3 separate regions of the Homo sapiens genome follow, and all the other regions are linked to region 1. Evidence: chromatin contacts called from ENCODE Hi-C or POLR2A ChIA-PET data. All regions are on one chromosome and are shown on one strand. The core of a region is the stretch at or near the end of the contact, and the rest is flanking DNA. Distances in the headings are between cores, read along the strand shown. Region 1 holds the start of PCGF3 (polycomb group ring finger 3). Region 2 holds the start of CTBP1-DT (CTBP1 divergent transcript). Region 3 has its middle 100 kb from the start of FAM53A.

Evidence for each region. Hi-C counts contacts between places; a loop is a spot of excess contacts on that map. ChIA-PET counts read pairs that join two places held with the same protein, here RNA polymerase II (POLR2A). Pooled maps may share reads with other maps.
Region 2: a loop to region 1 is called in a pooled map, with 26 times the contacts of the local background. The contact joins the promoter of CTBP1-DT here to the promoter of PCGF3 in region 1. A Hi-C loop is called at or near these places in 1 of 37 single-sample maps with no recorded cell type and 8 of 50 pooled maps.
Region 3: a loop to region 1 is called in a map of CD8-positive, alpha-beta T cell, with 16 times the contacts of the local background. The contact joins the enhancer-like site here to the promoter of PCGF3 in region 1. A Hi-C loop is called at or near these places in 1 of 168 maps with a recorded cell type or tissue (CD8-positive, alpha-beta T cell), 1 of 37 single-sample maps with no recorded cell type and 9 of 50 pooled maps. POLR2A ChIA-PET finds 5 or more read pairs at or near these places in 2 of 52 experiments (B cell and activated CD8-positive, alpha-beta memory T cell).

What each region holds. Positions count from the first base shown.
Region 1 is chr4:704,500-707,199 of GRCh38, reverse strand. PCGF3 (polycomb group ring finger 3) reads right to left here and starts at 1,368. Exons shown (of 11, transcript NM_006315.7): 1 at 1,230-1,368. RefSeq lists enhancers at 1-594, 595-1,580, 2,621-2,700 and a silencer at 946-1,645.
Region 2 is chr4:1,248,135-1,250,917 of GRCh38, reverse strand. CTBP1-DT (CTBP1 divergent transcript) reads right to left here and starts at 1,478. Exons shown (of 2, transcript NR_033339.1): 1 at 1,446-1,478; 2 at 1-807. CTBP1 (C-terminal binding protein 1) reads left to right here and starts at 1,788. Exons shown (of 10, transcript NM_001012614.2): 1 at 1,788-2,002. RefSeq lists enhancers at 510-599, 660-709 and silencers at 1,080-2,009, 2,180-2,783.
Region 3 is chr4:1,577,995-1,580,796 of GRCh38, reverse strand. It overlaps a transcript of FAM53A not described here. Among named protein-coding and RNA genes, the nearest start is that of FAM53A, 100 kb to the left of the region's middle. RefSeq lists silencers at 9-218, 399-458, 1,256-1,535 and enhancers at 1,917-2,789, 2,790-2,802. Within about 2 kb of position 1,441, at least 31 of the 41 ENCODE cell types and tissues checked have a DNase peak (open chromatin) inside an H3K27ac peak, as active enhancers do; they include B cell and CD8-positive, alpha-beta T cell, where a contact is called at or near this core.

The DNA of each region.
Region 1 (2,700 bases), core at 119-2,618:
GGTCCGACCCTCCTTGGTGACCCATCTTGGGGTCCCAGCCCTTCTCGGTGACCTGTCCCAGGGTCAGACCCTCCTGGATGATGTGTCATTGTGTCCTAGCACTCTGGGGGTCCTGTGCAATCCCAGAGCCCAACTCTCTTCAGGTCCTGCCTGGTCTGAAGACCCAGCCCTCCCGGGGTCCTGCCTGGGCTGGGGTCGCGACCTTCCCAGGGTCCTGCCTGGGCTGGGGTCCCTACCCTCCCGCGGTCCTGCCTGGGCTGGGGTCTTTGCCCTCACCTGGGTCCTGCCTGGTCTGGGGTCTTCGCCCTCCCTGGGTCCTGCCTGGGCTGGGGTCGCGACCTTCCCAGGGTCCTGCCTGGTCTGGGGTCCCTGCCCTCCCGCGGTCCTGCCTGGGCTGGGGTCTTCGCCCTCACCTGGGTCCTGCCTGGTCTGGGGTCTTCGCCCTCCCTGGGTCCTGCCTGGGCTGGGGTCGCGACCTTCCCAGGGTCCTGCCTGGTCTGGGGTCCCTGCCCTCCCGCGGTCCTGCCTGGGCTGGGGTCTTCGCCCTCCCTGGGTCCTGCCTGGTCTGGGGTCTTGGCCCTCCCGGGGTCCTGCCTGGTCTGGGGTCCCTGCCCTCCCGCGGTCCTGCCTGGGCTGGGGTCTTCGCCCTCCCTGGGTCCTGCCTGGTCTGGGGTCTTGGCCCTCCCGGGGTCCTGCCTGGTCTGGGGTCTTGGCCCTCCCTGTTCTGGGGTCTTTGCCCTCCCTGGGTCCTGCCTGGGCTGGGGTCTTCGACCTCCCGGAGTCCTGCCTGGGCTGGGGTCTTGCCCTCCCTGCGTCCTGCCTGGACTGGGGTCTTGCCCTCCCTGCGTCCTGCCTGGGCTGCTGTCCCAGCCCTCCCTGGGTCCTGCCTGGGCTGGGGTCTTCGACCTCCCGGAGTCCTGCCTGGGCTGGGGTCTTGCCCTCCCTGCGTCCTGCCTAGGCTGGAGTCCCAGCCCTCCCGGGGTCCTGCCTGGGCTGGGCTCTTGGCCCTCCCGGAGTCCTGCCTGGGCTGGGGTCTTCGACCTCCCGGAGTCCTGACTGGGCTGGGGTGCCGGCCCTCCCGGGCCTGCCAAGGGCTTCCCGGGCCAGGCCGACGGGGACGACGGAGCGCGGGCCCGGGGTTCGGAGCCTTCCGGGCCGGACACGGGCCGAGGCCGCAGCCTGAGGAGCGGGCGCCGAGGGCCCAGGCCAGGCGGGGCGGACTCACTGACCTGCGGTCTCGGGGCTGCGGGCGAGCAAGGCGCACGCGGGGTCCGCGCCGGAGGGGGGAGGGGGCGCCGCTCCCTCTGGGTCCCCCCCAAGAGGAGGAGAAAAAAGCCCGTCCGGAGTTTAAAACAAAGAGGCGGAAATGCCCGAGCCGAGCCGAGCGCCGCGTCGGGGGCGCCGCGCTCGGAGCATGCGCGGTGTGCGTCTGGGCTCCCACCCCGCGGCAAGGGGCGTGGGCGGGGCCAGGCGGTAAGGGGTGGGGATAGGGGCGGGGAGGGGCGTGTTCAGAGGGCGCAGGCGCGTCGGGCCTGGACTCGGCGGAGGGAGCCGCGGGGCGCGAGGGCCAGGGGCGAGGCATAGGGCGGGGCCATGAGGGGCGTGGTCAGGAGAGCGACAGGGCCGCGCTGTGCTGAGGGACCCGACGGGTCCTGGACGATCGTGAGCTGGGGCGCTGGAGCAGCAGAGTCCTCAGGCCCGGGTCCCTCCGGGGGTGCCGTCCAGTACGGGTGCTGCTGTCCTTTGTGGGAGCCGGGACTGAGCGCCCTCCCGGCAGGGTTAAGGGTCGGTGTTAGGGTCAGGGGTCGGGTTAGGGGTCAGAGTCAGGGTTAGGGTTGGGTTTAGGTTTAGGGTCAGGGTTAGGGGTTAGAGTCAGGGTTAGGACTGGGTTTAGGGCTAGGGTCAGCATTAGGGGTTAGGGTTAGGGTTGGGTTTATGGTTAGGGTCAGGATTAGGGGTGGGGTCAGGGTCAGGGGTTAGGGTCTGGTCTAGGGTTAGGGTTGGGTTTAGGGTTAGGGTCAGGGTTAGGGTTAGGGTTGGGTTTTAGGGTTAGGGTCAGGGTTAGGGTTAGAGTCAGGGTTAGGACTGGATTTAGGGTTAGGGTCAGCATTAGGGGTTAGGGTTAGGGTTGGTTTTACGGTTAGGGTCAGGATTAGGGGTAGGGTCAGAGTTAGGGGTTAGGTTTAGGGTTAGGGTTGGGTTTAGGGTTAGGGTCAGGATTAGGGGTGGGGTCAGGGTCAGGGGTTCGGGTCTGGTCATGTTTAGGCTTGTATTTAGGTTATGTTCAGCATCAGGACGGACAGGGCACCCACGTGCGGACTCTCCGACCTGGGTGCCCTCCGCCAGGGTGGAGCAGTACGGGCGGCATTTGCGCCTTCGTGGGACTGGCACTGTCCTGAGAGGGCGGGATCCGAGGACCGAGGGCGCGTGCGGGGGTGAGGCGGACGTGCAGGCACGCGGGGTCCTAGGGTCTCCCGGTTTGCGGGTTCTGGGCTGGCGGCCCAGGACGGGAGGGCAGGTTGGGTCTTGGGTGGGAAGCGAGACCACTGTGGTTCCGGGCGGCGGGGCACCGCGCAGTGTGGAGGCTTGGTGGCGAGAGGGGAGGCCCCGTAGGCCCAGGGGCACTCGCTGCGAGGCTGTGCGGTGCAGGCATGGAGCAGGAGTCGGGAGTCATTAGCTCGTCCCGTCTGGAGAGGTGGT
Region 2 (2,783 bases), core at 229-2,728, 540 kb before region 1:
TTGCTGCTCATGGCAGCCCCACCTGCAGGACCCAAAGCCTTATGTGATGTTTGCTGGACACTCAGCCACGTGGCTGCCTGTTGAGCTCTGCAAGTCCACGCGGGAGCCAGGAATTCCTCCCCAGAAGTCTCTCCATTATATTCACCACCCCCTAGTAAATCACAACCTGACTTGCTGCAGAGGATGGAGTGCCTGGGACTCGTCTGACCCCAGCTCCCCTGGGGAAGTGGGGGTGGTACGTCCCTGCACCCGGCCACGTGCTGCCTTCTCCTGGGCTGCCTGTCCATGCTGAGCAGACAGGAAAGTCCAGTGAGGTCCCTGCCTGTGCACTCCACCAACCACATCGTCCCTTCCCGGCAGCCTCACCTAGGCCCCTCCAGCTACGACCCCTTGTCCCCTGCACCGATGCCTGGCCTTGGAGGTTGCTGCTCATTTTTCTGGAATTTTTTCTTAGATCTCTGCAGGGCTGCCCCTCCCCCTACAAGGGCTCCACACGTGTTCCCTCCTTCATGACTCCCACTGGGCTTCCCCGACAGGGCCTCACCCTCCCCAAAGCTCTGGTGACACCTGCCAGGTTTCCTCCAGGCCACAGCTCGGCAGCCCGATCTTAGAACAGAACGTGGCACGCAGGGCAGGTCTGGCTGAGGGCCCAGCATTGTCAGCGGGGTTGGAGGTCTTCCCGGGCCTCGAAGGGGAGACGTAGGCTTCTCAGGGCAGCCCAGGACGCGTCCTCACGAACCACAGCGAAATTACAGCAGGTATCTCGCGGATAGGAGTCTGCATCATTCCGTCTCCATGCCGTGGTTTCTGAAATTATGCAACTATCTCGGCATTCCAGAGGGCTCAGAGTAGCCACGCGCAGAGGCCCTCCCCATGGGGTGGATGGAAGCGTCCACTCGCGGCGCGAGGAATATCCCTGGGCCCCTCGGGAGAGTCTGCAGGGGCAGCCCCTGGGTGAGCAGGCCCAGTGCGGCCTCTCCCTGAAGGGACTTTCGGGCCCTCCCGGGTCGGGGCTTCACCGGTAGCAGGCAGGGCTTTGATATTAATGCTTAAAGGGAAAGCAGAGCTGAGCTGTCAGGACGTTGGTTAGCTACAAACCCTACTCTTGTTAAAAGAGAAATGGGGTCGGGGAAGGGGTTCTCCAGCCCTGAACTTCCCGGGCCGGGCAGGACGCGGTCCCTCCAGGAGTCGGGGCTCCCCCGCCTGGGGACGCACTGGGGCAGGCGCGCTTCTCCTCTCGGGGTCCCATGTGCCGCCGGCTCTCGGACGGTAAATCAGGGCTCGGGTGGGGGCGATGGGGGGCCCGCGGCCTCGGTGCCCCTGGCCAGCCTCGGAGGCGCACGGGCCAGGCCGCGGGGCGAGAAGCGAGCGCGGGAGGGCGGCAGCTGGCGGAGCGGGAAGGGAGCGGGGCGGCTGCGGCTGCGGCGCGGAGGAGCGCCATTTACGTTCGGGCCCGCGCCAGGCGCTGACGTGGGCGGCCCTGTCTCGGCTTCCGGGCCCGCAGGGTCCTCGGGGCGGACGGCGCTCCCGCCAGCGGCGCTGAGTCCGGCCCGACCCTGCCCGACTTCCTCGGGGACAGGCGGTTTAGAACGTGCGGAACACCAGGCCCGGGGCCTCCGCCGGGCTGCAGCCCCGCGAGCTTCCCGCCAGGCTCCCGCCCCGCCCCGCCCCGCAGCCGCGTCCCGGCCGGGCGGGCCCTGAGCCGCCCGCGTGAGTCCGTGCGCCGCCCGCGCTGGGAACCAGGAGACCAACCGCGAGGCCCCGCCCGCGCGCGCCGCCGTGTCCCCGCCCGCGCGGTCGTCGGAGCGCGGCTCAGCGGCGCGGCGGAGACTCGGCACGGCGGCGGCCAGGCGCAGGCGGGCGGGCGGAGCAGCGGACGGCGCCGAGGCCGCCCCACGCGCCGGGCTCGCGGCGGCGCAGCGCGCCGGAGTGGTCGGGGCCCGCGGCCGCTCGCGCCTCTCGATGGGCAGCTCGCACTTGCTCAACAAGGGCCTGCCGCTTGGTAAGGCCGCGCGCGCGCGCGTTTCCGGCCGCGGGCGGGGGCGGGGCGGGGCGGGTGCCGCGCGGGCGGGGGGCGCGGGGGCGGACCGAGCGCGCGCCCGCGGGCCGCCGGCTTTGTGTGCGAGTGCGCGTGCGCGCCGGCGTCCGCGCGTGGCCGCGGTCGGGGGCGGGACCGCGGGAAGGGTCTTGCGCATGCGCGGGCCGCTGCGTGTGCGCGAGCGCCGCAGTCTGCTCTCCCCGCCCGCGGCCCGTGCAGGTGACACAAAAGGGCCTGTGGGCCTCTGGGCTGCCCCGCCGGACCCCCAGCTCCACCGACCCCAGCCCCGTCGGACCCGGGACGGCACCCCGGGTCCCGATCCCCGGCCGCTACCCCGTCCCCGGTCATGACCCCGTGGCTGGGCCTGCGGGGCCGGGATGGGGCGGGAGCCGTGCGCAGCTCGGGGTGTCCTGGGGCGCGCGCTCCCGGGCCACTCGCGGGAGCGCGCCTCCCGCGGGGAGGCCGCCGGCGACCGTGGCCGCGCGCTGTGGGGGAAGGGGACGGGGCGCGGGTGCCGGGTATGACCGTGGAGGAGGCCGCTGCCCTCAGACCGGGCCCAAAGCGCAGCCCCCGGCGGTGACGCGGGAGGGCCCGGGGTCTCCGTTCCCGCGAACTCCGCGAGGTCCCGGACCGGCCCAGCGCCCCCACCTGCCCTTGCCTGGGCCCGCCCAGGTCCCGGGGCGCCTTCCTCGCGGGCTGCGGCCGCGGAAGCAGGGAGCACGGGCGGGCGCCGGGCTTGCCACCA
Region 3 (2,802 bases), core at 192-2,691, 870 kb before region 1:
GGCCTGGGTGGGAGGCGGGGCCTTGAGTGGGAGGCGGGGACCTGGACGGGAGGCAGGACCTGGGAGGGAGGGAGGGCTCGGGCAGGAGGCGGGTCCCTGAGCGGGAGGCAGGGTCCTCAGTGGGAGGCGTGGCCTGGGCGGGAGGCGGGGCCCTGAGTTGGGGGCAGGGCCTGGGCAGGAGGCAGGGCCTAGGCGGGAGGTGGGGCCCGAGGTAGGAGGCGGGGCCTAGGGCGGGAGGTGGGGCCCGGCTCCCTGAGTGGAGGCGGGGTCCGGGCGGGAGGCGGGTGGGGTCTGGGGCTCCGTGCACCCCGCGCCGGGGATGCTTTCTCCCTAGCTTGTTGCGCCGTCCGGTTCTGCCCCAGCCTTAGATCTCAGCTCTGAGCTGCCCTCACATCCCTGCAGATCTTTTCTGGCCACACTGGTGGCCCGCGGGGTATGGCTGCTTCCGTCTCGCGGCGTTGGCCTCCCTGACTGGCCGCCGGTGTAGGGCGCCGTGGGCGGGGTCCCTGGGGCGAGGCTGCCTGGCCTCCGCGGTTGGTTCGGCGGCCGCGGGGCTGCAGCTCCCGGCTCGCACTCCATCATCGACGGATGACAGCGGGAACGGTGGGAGTTCATTACAGGGACCATGAATTGTTGGAGGTAATTTAGATTACAATTTAAAGTTTAATTTAAAAATCTATCAACAAATGTGAAAGTACTGGAGGAACATTTTAAAATGCACTTTAATCTCACCAGCACAAATAGCTTCTCGGGGCTCTAAACATCATCACCTGGAAAAACAGTAAAACTTTACTGCATCTTTAATTAAATTACAAACACAAAGGATAATTAACTTTTTTATTTTTATTTTATTCCTGCCATTGTTTCTCCTTCGAGTCAATATCTTCCGGCTGCAGGAGCGGCTGTTAGGAGGAAGTTTACGGCGAGGCCTGATGGGTGGATGCCCCGGGGCGGATGCTCGGCCCCTGCGCCCTCCCTGCGGGCCCCGCAGCGCTGGGGCCGCGCCCCTTCGTATCCCCACAGCGCGGACACTCCTGGCCAGCCCGTGGCGGGAGGCGCCCTGGGGACACGCGTGGCCGTGGCTCGCGGGTGTCGCGTGTGCTCACCTCGGACCTGGGCGTTCTGAGTCGTAACTCACTCACGCCTCGCAGCGGCGCTGGGAGGCAGCCCCACCCCCTTTTACAGGCGGGGAAACGGGGGCTCAGAGAGGTCGGGCCATCCGCCCTGGTCACACAGAGGCTGCGTCACCGGCTGACTCGAGCCTGGCCCCACCCGTGCGCGTTGCACTTCTGGGTGCTGGGCTGCGGCCCAAGCCTCCTCCCCAGGACGCGGGGCTGGGACAAGGGGGCGAGTGCGGAGGGCGGGGGGGTGGCGCAGGCGCCCACGCAGGGGCTTGACATGCCGGTCCCCATGGGGTAGTAGACCGTGGGGGCCCGAGGGCGGCCGGGGTAGGGAGGGGCCTCCCACGAGGGCCGTGGGCGCAGCGGCAGGGCCCAGCCGAGGCCACCAGGGGGCGCCCAGCAGGCGCGGGCGGGGCCGGGGGCCGGGGCTCTGGCTGGGACCCTCGGGCGGGGATGGCGGCTAGGGGCGGGGGCGCGCCAGGGCAGGGAGGGCAGGGGGGGCAGGGGCCTGACGGGAGCCCCTGGAGGCGCAGCCGCCTCCGGGCTGGTCGGATTCGGGAGCGCTCGGGAGGGGCGTCCAGCAGCGCTGGGAAGGGGACCTCGATTCCGGCCTGGAGGGCGGGCGGTGCAATGGGGGGAGCGCCCCGGCTCTGCGCCTGCGGGGGTGGGGGGCCTAGGGGTGTCGCAGCCGGGCCGCGCCCTTTCCCGCCTGCTCTGCCTCGAGAGGCGACCCCTCTCCTCCCCCTCTTCTCTCCCCTCCCCCTCTTCTCTCCCCTCCCCCTCTTCTCTCCCCTCCCCCTCTTCTCTCCCCTCCCCCTCTTCTCTCCCCTCCCCCTCTTCTCTCCCCTCCCCCTCTTCTCTCCCCTCCCCCTCTTCTCTCCTCTCCCCCTCTTCTCTCCCCTCCTCCGCCCCTTCCCTGCCCTGCCCTCCCCTCCCTTCCCTGGTGACGGTGGGAGCTTTGGTTCGCTGCTTGCCTCCTCCGAGCCTCGTTGTCTGCAGAGGGCGGTTCGGGGTAGGGGGGTCGCGACCTCGTAGGTGGGCGTGGAGGGCAGGGCGCTTCCCATGGGGACCTGCAGAGTCTAGTGGGTCTGTCGCGCTCACGACAAATCTTCTGCCCCCAGCAAGGCCCGTGTGATGCCCTCTCCCCGTAACTGAGGGTCCCCTCACCTCCTACCCCCACACGTTCCTGCAGAGCTTCCAGGCCACACCGGCTCTCACGCCAACGCTCGCGCCCTTCTACACACCGGGTGCGGGCACTAGCGCACGCACCGCTGTCCCCAAGGCTGGTCGGCCCCTCCTGCCTGGCACGCCCGCCCCTGGCACTTGCACGCAGACGGGGTGCAGGCCACCCGGGGTGTTCAGTTTTAGTGCAGTGGCTGCTTAATTATTGGTTAATCTAGCAATTTAGCATGCTTCATTTAATTCTAATTAGGAGAATTAATAGGCAGGGAATAGCGATTTCAATAGACTGGCACAAAACAAAACCTAGCCTGGACATCGTGCCGGTCTGGGGGCCGTGTCCAGGCTTGGGGGGGGCCTGGGGGTGTTGACAGCCAGGACTGCAGACCTTCCCAGGCGCCTGAAGGTCGTGGCAGGGGAAGGCGCTCAGGGCAGGCAGGAATCGCAGGCAGGAATCGTGCTGTGGCTGCTCACCCCGGCCTGCAAGGGCAGCCAGGTCAAG